2 separate regions of the Homo sapiens genome follow, and region 2 is linked to region 1. The links are chromatin loops, found by intact Hi-C in ENCODE. Cell type or tissue: dorsolateral prefrontal cortex. All regions are shown on one strand. Links, peaks and the distances in the headings refer to the core of each region. The heading gives the core; the rest is flanking DNA.

Region 1 (5,392 bases), core at 213-5,212:
GAGTGTTGAATTGTCATATTGACTCATCAGTGATTTTTGATGGGAGAATCATACAATGTTTAGGGTGGCAAGTCCCAGGAAGTCAACTTGTCCCATTTTTCAGTCGGGTCACGCGAGGCCCGGAAAAATGATTTGCCTCAATCCTCACAGCAAGTGAGTAGCCAAGTTAGGTTTAGAATATTCTTTCATTAATTCATTCAACTGAAACTTATGGAAAACCTATATTACGCCCAGTAGTGAGTGAGGCAGTGAGGAATCAAGGCTGATTAAAAATACTATCTTGCTCTCCTGGAAATAAGCATGTTAATGAGGCAGACAGATACCCATCACACAAGTGAAGGTTATATAGGAACTACGATTAAGTCCTACAGATACGAGGAAGAGGTTGGCCTACTGTTATGCTACAGATGGGCTCCAGCTAATCAGGAATGGCAGAAAGGCCTCCCAAAGGAAGTGATTGAGCTGGCATGTGAAGGTTGCATGGGAGTTGATCAGAAGGAGAGGAAGGAAGAGAATTCCTCACAGAACAAACGGCATGTGTCAAAGCTTAAGAGTGAGAGGAGCATGCGAAGTTTGAAGAACTAAAAGACAGCAAAACTTAACGAAGAGAGAGTTGAGAACTTTTAGGTCAGTTTAAAGATTAAAAAATATTATCCTAAAAACAATAGGAGCAATTGAAACACTTTTTTTTCTTGTTTTATTTCTAAGACTGTTACTGATTTATTCATTTGTTATGTTGAGGTACATGCCTTCTATACCTAATTTGTTGAGAATTTTTATCATGAAGGATTGTTGAATTTTGTCAAATTCTTTCTCTGCATCGATTGAGATGAACAAATAATTTTTATCCTTCATCCTATTCATGTGTAAAGTATATTACACTGATTAATTTTTGTATGCTGAACCACTCTTGCTTATCAGAGGTAAATCTACTTGATCATGTGTATGATCTTTTTAATGTGCTTTTAAATTTGGTTTGCTAGTATTTTTGCATCTATGGTCATTAGGGATATTGTCCTATCATTTTATTTTCTCATAGTGTCCTTGTCTGACTGGTATTAGAGTAATGCTGGCCTCATAAAATGAGTTTGAAAGTGTTTCTTCCTCTTTAATTGCTTGAAGGACTTTGAGAAAGATTAGTATTAGCTCTTCTTAAATGTTTTATAGAATTCAATGGTGAAGCAATCTGGCTCTGGATTTTTCTTTGTTGGAAGATATTTTATTACTGATTCAATCTCATTATTTGTTATTGGTCTGTTAAGATTTCCTATTCATGATGTATTCTTGGTAGGTGGCACGTTTCTAGGAATTTGTCCATTTATTGGAGGTTATTGAATTATTTTGGCATATAATTGTTCACAGTAGTCTCTTATGATCTTTTATATTTTTGGAGTATGTTATAATATCTCTTCTTTTATTTCTGATTTTATTTGTCTTTTCCCTTGTTTTATTAGTCTAGCTAAAGGTTTGTCAATTTTGTTTATCTTTTAAAAAACCAACTCTTAGTTTTGTTGCTCTTTTCTGTTTTTCAGATTATATTTCAGTTATTTCTGCTTTGATCTTTATTCCTTTTTTCTTGGTAACTTTGGACTTAGTTTGTTCTTTTTCTTCTAGTTCCTTCAAATATAAAATTATGTTGTTTAGTTGAAATTCTAATTTTTCTTAATGTAGAGTTTATTGCTATAAACTTCTGTCTTAGAATTTTTGCTGCATTCCAAAATTTTGGTTTTTTTTTTCTGTTTTGTGTGTGTGTGTGTGTGTGTGTGTGTGTGTGTGTGTGTGTGTGTGTGGAGATATTTTTCATTCCTCATTTGACCCACTGGCTGTTCAGGAAATGTTTAAGTTCCTCATATTTGTGAATTTTCCAGTTTTCCTCCTGTTATTGATTTCTAGTTTCATACAATTATAGTTGAAAAAGATGCTTGATATGATTTCATTCTTCTTACATTTGTTAAGACTTATTTTGTGGCCTAACGTGTGATATACACTGGAGAATGTTCTGTGTGTGCTTGAGAAGAATGTGTATTCTGTTGCTGTTGGATGGACTATCTGTACACGTCTGTTAGGTCCATTTGGTCTAAGTTCAAGTACAATGTGTCATTATTGGTTTTCTTTTTGGATTACCCATTCATTGTTGAAAATGGGGTATTGAAGCTCTGTACTATAATTATATTTCTATCTATTTCTTTTTTCAGGTCTATTAATATTTGCTTTATATATTTAGGAGTTTAATTTTTTTGTGATTTTTTGAGCATCTCAACAAATACTTTTGTACTTAATTTTATATTTATTACATTGTATACTTTTTAAGAAAAAGGGCTTTCAGCATTGTATACTTTCAGGCTTTATGAAAACCTTGCTCTTTCTTTGATAAGCCTATTATCAGAATAAAGCTTTCATAGGCTCAATATAGGATTAACTTCGCTATTAATTTTTAAATGACTTGTTGATAAATGATATGTTTCCCTAAAATTTTCTTCTGTTAGAATTTTCTGTAGACTTTCTAGAGAAAATCCAAGCCATTCTCTGTAAATAGGGCTTAAGTTTTAAAAAAGACAACATATTTTAATTACTATTCATGTTCAGAGCTAGGTTTTGTGCTGCAGAAGGCAAAGCTAGCATCTTGTCAGATTGGGTAGGCGAATGGGAGAATTCTTTTAAATAGAGCAACATAATTGACCTTTGGCAATATTAATTCAAAAATTTTAAATTATCCATTATACAATGCTATTTTTTGTCTAATTTTTCTTTTTTCCCTAACATTACCAGCTTTTCTATCATGAAACACAGCAATGTGATGCCAGTAGAAATAGTATGTAAATCATTCTATGATTTTTAGGGAATGATCTGTGGTTGAATACCTTTATGTTTTGGGAATAAATCTAATTTCAATTCCCTGAACTTGTTTAGCTATAAGCCACATATCGTGTTTGAATTTTAATTACTGAATCCCCATAGGCAGCCATCCAGGTTTGCTCACGAAGCAGGGTACTGTAGGTGTTTTCATTCTCCAGAATGTGATTATTACGCATTGCATATCTGTATCAAAACATCTTATGTACTCTATAAATATATAAACCTACCATGCACTCACAAAAACTAAAAATAAAAAAATTTAGGCCAGGCGCGGTGGCCCACGCCTGTAATCCCAGCTCTTTGGGAGGCCGAGATGTGCAGATCACTTGAGGTCAGGAGTTCGAGACCAGCCTGGCCAACATGCTGAAACCCTGTCTCTACTAAAAATACAAAAATTAGCCTGGCGCAGTGGCATGCACCTGTAATCCCAGCTACTCGGGAGGCTGAGGCAGGAGACTCGCTTGAACCAAGGAGGTGGAGGTTGCAGTGAGTCCAGATTGCACCACTGCACTCCAGCCTGGGCAATAAAGCAAGACTCTGCCTCAAAAAAAAATTATATATATATCTATATTTAAAAAAAATGCCTCTGCTGTAATTAGTCTACTGCTGGCTAGAACACTGGCATGGTTTTGAATTTTCCAAGTGTCTCATCTTGTTCTTGGATTCAGCCTTTGATTCCTAGCTGCTGATAGCAGGGAGCAAAGTTACCTCTGGGTTATGAAGTAAAATCTGGGAGAGCTCATGTGTAATACATATCTGTTTTGTGGCCTTCTAGAATGATTCCTATTATCTCTGTGCCTATTTCTGTTCCATATGCCCTCTTTGGTATTTGTTCTGTAAGTTCTCTACTAAGTGCCACTGTAAGAAATCTTAATGCAGGTGTCTGAGAATAATATATCAGGTCTTACATGATCCAAGATAGTTTTGATCAGCCTTATCCCTCCTTTAACTCATGCTTGAGAACTGACTCTCTGTTTAGAAAGGAATAACATTCCTTCTTTATCCTGGGGTGCATGATCATTGTAAAAGTGAAATAACTGATTTCATGTTGTCATCTGGCCCTTTATAATATCATCACATTTGTCAGACAATCTAGTTTCATTAGATCTAAGAGAAAAAAAATTTTAAATCTTACAATAAATTTTTTAATTCATTTTTCTGTGTTTACCTTATTAGTTTCAATGTTTAGTTTGAAATATGTTTCAGGCCAAAAAATTAAATTTGTTTGACAATTCAGTACAAGGATTAATCCAAATACTCCGTTTTAAAATCTCAATACTATTAATTCAAGTAGTCTTCTAGAAATGTGATGTTAGGTATAGTTTAGGAGGGGACTATGATTAAGATTACACTTTTAACCAGTTTCCCAAACACGGTAGCTGTAGTAGAGGAAAAAAAAAAGACTCTTTCTCATGAGTTCCATTGCACTTGTCTTTCATATTCCAAAAAAGAGAATCCTTGAAGCAGGTGAATACTAAGACATACTTTAATTTTGAGAATTTTGAGATAGACTCACTATCCATTTGTTATTTTATATATTAATGTATTTAACACATATTTATTGAATTTCAACTGTGTGTTGTGGAAATTCAGAGAGCAAGAGGACTGCATAACAGCTAACAACCTCAGAATATTTCTTGATATTATATACCTGCTTACAGAGTTATATGGGGTCTATAAGACAGAGTGCTTTGAAGTCCTGGCAATAATTTTTTTTTTTTTAGGAAGGGAAATAATTTGTTTAAAGGCATCTTCTCCCTGTATTGCATCACACGAGAGCTTTCTTAAGCCACTGTAAAGACATCATAAGCAAGAGCAAAACAAGTTAATGAGCTTTTTAGAATGTAAATTGGTGTCAAGAATGAAAATGAGGGCTTTGTGTTTTTCACCACCCACCAGAGCTGGGATATATAAAGAAGGTTCTGAGACTAGGAATCCATCCCACTGAGGAAACGCACTCTGTTGCTACCTAAGCCCTCCACTCCCGACACCATGCTCTGCGACAACTTCCCCGGGGCTGTCTTCCCAGGATGCTACTGGGGCAGCTATGGCTACCCGCTGGGATATAGCGTTGGCTGTGGCTATGGCAGCACCTACTCTCCAGTGGGCTATGGCTTCGGCTATGGCTACAACGGCTGTGGGGCTTTCGGCTACAGGAGATACTCGCCATTTGCTCTCTACTGATTGGCTGAAATCCCCGAGGTGTAGCATCTTCTCTCCCTTGAAGGCTGAGCCCCACATCTCCAGGTTCCCCCCGTATCCACTCCTTCAGTCCTCATTTGCTCATCAACCTCAGAGACACTGCTTTCCAACTTACCTCGAGTCCCAGGGGAGGAAAATGAAAAAGCAGACGCTTCCTCAAGCTGCCTCCCCTGGCTGATGTTCTCTGGGACATTTTCGGAAATTTGACCTCCCACTTGTCATGAGCTACTTTTGAATTTTCCATGACACTCATGACTTGTGATGAAGTCATGGATATGTCTATCAAAATCTCAATAAATTTGTCTCAGCTGGTATAATATTCTCATGCTAGAGC
Region 2 (5,392 bases), core at 153-5,152, 50 kb after region 1:
CTGGGATTCTATGAACAAAAAGTGATTTTCAAATACAGAGGCTTGAGAAGAATGATGATGCTGAATATAGAACAGAAAAAATAACACGATTTGCCATAGAATTCTGTAATGGAGAGAGAGATCAAATATTATCAGTTAGTTTTAGAAATCTGACCACATTGTAGAGAGATATCTTCTAGAATAGAATAAATTAGAATTTCAAAGTCGGGAGCAGATAAGATTGTGTGTGTGTGTGTGTGTGTGTGTGTGTGTGTATTGATGCTATGAGGAAAGACAAAAATTCACCTTTTATGGACCAACCTCTGTTCTAGATCCTGAACTATCAATAGTCATTTATCAAACATTTATAAAATTTTATATAATGACTTTATTAGATGCTGTAGATTTAATGGCATAAGATAAAGTTCTAGACTCCAAGAAGTTTGCACCTGTGAAGTATGGGAGAGATAACAAGATCACACATTCTAATTTATATTAAAAATAAAACCTCTTAAATAGCACTTACTATTGGCTAGGTGCTATTCTAAGTGATTTACAGATATTAGCTCAAATAATCTTCACAACCCTAAGACGTAGGTACTATCATTATATTCGTTTTAAGATGAGAAAAGTGAGGCACAGACAAATGAAATGAATTGTCCAAGATTTTAGGGCTAATTAGTGGCAGAGGCAGAGTTGAAGCCAGAATCCATGTTCTTAAGTGCCACACTGAGATGCCTCCCTTGCAGCAGCATGCTAGAGCTAGCTGTGTTGGCTTGTGAAGGCTAATTGTGTATATCTCGTCTCAGCTCCACAATCAGTGACATCATGTTGGTGGTTTGAAACTGGCTAAGATGGAAGTATTTATTTATTTACTTTTTCCCAGTAAGTGCATTTACCAGCACCTTACTGGCAGGTTATGATACAGATGTTACAATATTTCTAATAGTTATGAGAGGGTGCTTTGGAAAAAAATAAAAAAAGAAACATCAAAGTCAGAGATGATGGGGAGTGGAAAGTTCCAGGAGACAAAAAGATCATCCTCGAAGGATGAATGGGAGGTAGACTGCTGGATGATTGCAGAAATGACCAGAGGGATCAAAAAAAGGAGAAGGCATCAATAACATGCCATCTTATTGACAGAGGTCTGGTCTTTACTGGAAGAGTCAGATTAGCAGAGACAGTCTGAGGCTTCCCTTGCAAATAGTCACAGAATTTGGGTAACTTGAAAGGCTTGGTTAGAAGACGTCACATCAGCTCATCTGCAGCCATCAATCAGCGTGCCATACCAGCTGGAAACTGGGAACAGGGGAGACCATTAGGAAAGGATGGTACATCAAGATTCATGAAAATTACTTTAAGAGGCACCCAGTGCAGGCAATAGTTCCACAGAGATGCTAAGTGCGTTGGGAACTATTCATTGTTGAATGTTGAGAGACTCTGAAGCATATAGGGATTTCTCTGATAGCTGGAAATTTTTTTAATGGAATGATGTTTTGGGGGGAACTAGTTATCTTTTTCTTATGACAAGTCTTCAGTAAGAGGCTGGGAAACCATCTTGCAAGACATGGGTCCAGAGAAGAGTGAGCTGTGGATCTGAAAGGTGTTATGGAGCCACTTCGGAGCTGGGAGACCTTAGGAAAAACTCATTCTTATTCAGTCTCATTTTTATCCTTTCTGTAAAACTGGAATTAAAATAACTGTGCTGCCTTTTACAGTACTTTTACAAGGATCAAATATATATATTTGATATATATATTACTATTCTATATATAATATATATTATATATTACTATTCTATATATAATGTATATTATATATTACTATTCTATATATAATATATAGAATATATATATTTGAGATATATATATATATATATTTTCACTGCATTCACAAAGTGTCCATGAATTGGTGACTGAGACCATGTGTTATATGTAACCATGTGATTGAGATATATATATAATATATATATAAAATAGTTTTGAAGACTTGCTTAATTAATTAAGCATACATATATTTTTCTGTTGGATGGTATTTTTCCTGGTATGAGAGAATGACTCAATAGGTTATTGACTTAGGTTCTTAACATCGCTGGCATTCATTGGTGAGTAGCCATAAAGAAAAAAATGTACTTAGTATCATGTCATACTGCCCTTTCTATATACTACGCATAATAATGTTTCTAGGTTAGAAGTATTTAACAGGTAACATCTGTTTCCACCACAGTTAATAAACTTTAAACTATGCCATGATGTCAAACCTAGTGACATAGTGTTGAGCATTTATGTTTGGTAATAAATTATTGTACAAAATGCTCCAGGCAATGTGACATAACACTTAACAAGGATTTGTTTATTATCTGAGTGTTTGGTCATTTTGTTTTATTTGTTATCAAAATATTAATTAAGATATATTTATAATAAAATAACCAAACTTTAAGAGACCAATTTAATAATATGTTTGGGAATATATTTGAGAATATTTTGCAGCAAGACCAGTTCAGTGGTAAGTGGAAAATATAGACTTTTGATCTGTTGTAATTTGTAAGGAATTATGTATTTTCAAGGAAAAATGATGAGGTTAGGAGTTAAAATTCAATAAGGAGATGGGGGTTTGTGTTGTGAAATGCTTCAAAGGGGTTAAATAATGCTATGGTCTATTTAGTAACCAGGCAACAAGGACATCCTTGGTGACTTATTGAGAGCAGCCTTAGTTATATGATGGGGATAGAACAGAAATTGCAATTAATTGAGAAATTAATGAGTAAAAGGATGGCAAAATTCTGGGCACAGCCTACTTGTTGAAGAAACTTGGTGGTGAAGGGAAGAAACAAGGTGGAGTGAGTGGTGGATGAGTGTGTGGGGTTAAGGACCAACTCCTGAAATATTAATGGAAACTTGAAGGTCTGAGAATGTGTGTTTTTTGCCACTTACATCCTCTCAACGAAGTCTGGAGGGCAATGGAACACGTTGGGCTTTATCTAGGGTCAGCTACATAATTCGCAGAGTCCAGTGCAAACGGAAAACGTGCTTTCTTGACATGTCATGATGCTTTTTGTTTGCTATTAATGTCATGTGCTCTTGGGCATGGGAATATCTGTTGGATGAGTCTAGATCCTCGTAGATGTTCCATCTTGACCTTTCCCATGCCTGTGTTCAGGCTCCTGCTGGGGAAAGAAGGTGGCAGCAGTCACTGAGTGAGGGAGCTGAAAACCAAAGACCTGTTCTGGGGAGGTGGGCTGGAGATGAGAGGTGGGACTGTGTGTGAATTGACACCCCATCCCAGCACCCCAGCACATGTTCCATTCCCTACAGACTTCATCAACGAACCACAAATTCAAAGATAAAAGTATTAAGAACTTAAAACTCCAAACACAGGAACCTTTTCTGAGCACTGGGCCTTATAAACTGCACGGATTGCAAACCAGTATGATTGGCTCTGATTGTTCCTTACATATGGCATGCTCTCAATCCATGATGGATAAATTGAATTGATTGGTTTAGTGACTATGTAGTGAAATATCCAATTAAATTTGTGCAAGTAAATATCACCATTGTATAATTGTCTAGGGAGAAGGCAGGGAAGAGCCTGCTATGTGGAAGGATTCATGGAATTTTAAAGAATTGCGTAGGTATTGGATTTTTTTCTTTTTTTTTTTTTTTTTAGCGCAGAAAGAAAGGCACAGACAATAGTGATGGAAGTCCAAATCTCAAGATGGCTTGTACTTCATGGCTTAATTATATATGATCATGGTTAAAGATGATATACTTTTACACAGGCTTAGACCCATAATTTGAAAAACAGAAAAAACTGTATTCATTCTCCCTTAGCCCTATCTTTACCTAACTCTTCTTTCAGGAAGAAGAATGGTAGACAGTTCTGATCCTGAGCAGCATGATTGGATGGGCAAGTGATAATGATGCCTTTTTTATTAAGGGAGACTTGGAACTCATAGAAGGCAGAGGTAGAAATGGTCAATTTGCATTTGGTTTATACAAACCTATGAAGGTCAAAATGAAATGTAAGCAAGGATCTGTTAGCATCAAAAAACAAGTCATAGATGTTCACAATTTATGGAATGGTAATATTGGCATTTCAATGTTTTTATGAAAGCTGATTTTTTGGACTCTGCTCTCTTTTTAAGTCAGACTCAAAGAATATGGAATTTGGAGTCTGATGACTAAGTTATACTTCTGTCATACAGCTGTGTGGTTCTAGCCAAGTCACCTGATTTTTTTAGAAAAAAAAAAAAAAAAAAACAACTCTAGACAAAAAAAACCCCTCTTAACAGGAATTAAAATCCCTGTTAAGTAGGATTAATATTATTCTACATATTTACATATACACATGTACACACACACGGACCCAGACAAAATCTCATGGCTACTTCATTTAGTTAGAGGACAAACCACGTATTTTGGTCTATGTTGGGTCACGAGTCACATGTGGGATGTTTTTAATAGAACAGCATTGATGAAAAAGAAGCCAGTATTGCTCCAGGCTCATTATCAACTAGAGACAAACCCCGGGTAAAAGTACATTAGAAAGAGCCTTTCTAACAATATTGGAGTGACTTCCTAACAAAACTGGAGTGCCTAGTTAAAATGAGCTACTTTGAAGCAAATTGCTATGGGACTGACCAGGTGGACTCAGTGTGTCCCACCCATCCCTGATTGCATGTGAAGGTCTGCGATTGTGGGGACCATTCAGACATGCAGAATTACCCCTTATAATTCATTGACGTTCACCTCCTAACACCGTGAATTGCTACTACTATGGAGATCCCTGTGGAGGCTGTGGATATAGCCCTGGCTCTGGCTGTGGTGATGGGTCGAGCTACGGCTGTGTCAATGGCTCTCATTCTGGCTGTGTTTGCAATGGCTAATTATCTATTTTGCTACAGAGCATGCTAGACGTCTTTCTGTTAGAAAATCACTATCAGAGCATTATTTGCTGCTGAAGTAACAATAGGATGACAGCTGTGACTCTATTTAAATCCCTTTGAAATATTTTTGCCATAGATAGGTTTGATGTTAATGGAAGAAAGATTATATGCCAACTGTTTCCTGAAATTTAACCCTTAAGTTTCATGGTTTCTTCCAATGGTGTGACTATGGCCATGAGCATTTGTGCTCTACATGGCAAATCAGTTTCCCAATAAAATACATTTTTGAATCTATCAAGTCTGTGTCATCCATCTTATTTTAAATCATCCATTACTACAGATTTTGTGATCTTCCTGTTTTATTATCATTTTATGTGTGTGGTTACCTGTGACTTTGCCATTTTTTCAGACATTTATCCAAGAATTTTTCTTCAGTAATTTACTATTTGGTGATTACTCACATCTGAAATAACAGAAACACATGCTTATATATGCAATTGCACAGGATTCAGAATTGTGTTTATGCAA

Evidence for each region. A loop is a pair of places that touch in the nucleus more often than their neighbours do. Peaks named below come from ENCODE experiments on the same cell type or tissue, not always from the same donor. Only the 100,000 strongest peaks of a DNase experiment are listed, where the experiment ranks them.
Region 2: a loop joins it to region 1, with 4 times the contacts of the local background. A loop is called at or near these places in 2 of 110 quality-filtered maps.

Annotation. Positions count from the first base shown.
Region 1 is chr21:30,812,677-30,818,068 of GRCh38, reverse strand. KRTAP8-1 (keratin associated protein 8-1) reads left to right here and starts at 4,795. Exons shown (of 1, transcript NM_175857.4): 1 at 4,795-5,372. The coding sequence starts at 4,849. The coding sequence ends at 5,040. In dorsolateral prefrontal cortex, for the core only: no CTCF peak of the experiment used is centred there; no DNase peak of the experiment used is centred there.
Region 2 is chr21:30,762,229-30,767,620 of GRCh38, reverse strand. No RefSeq gene overlaps it. Among named protein-coding and RNA genes, the nearest start is that of KRTAP21-1, 9.5 kb to the right of the region's middle. In dorsolateral prefrontal cortex, for the core only: no CTCF peak of the experiment used is centred there; no DNase peak of the experiment used is centred there.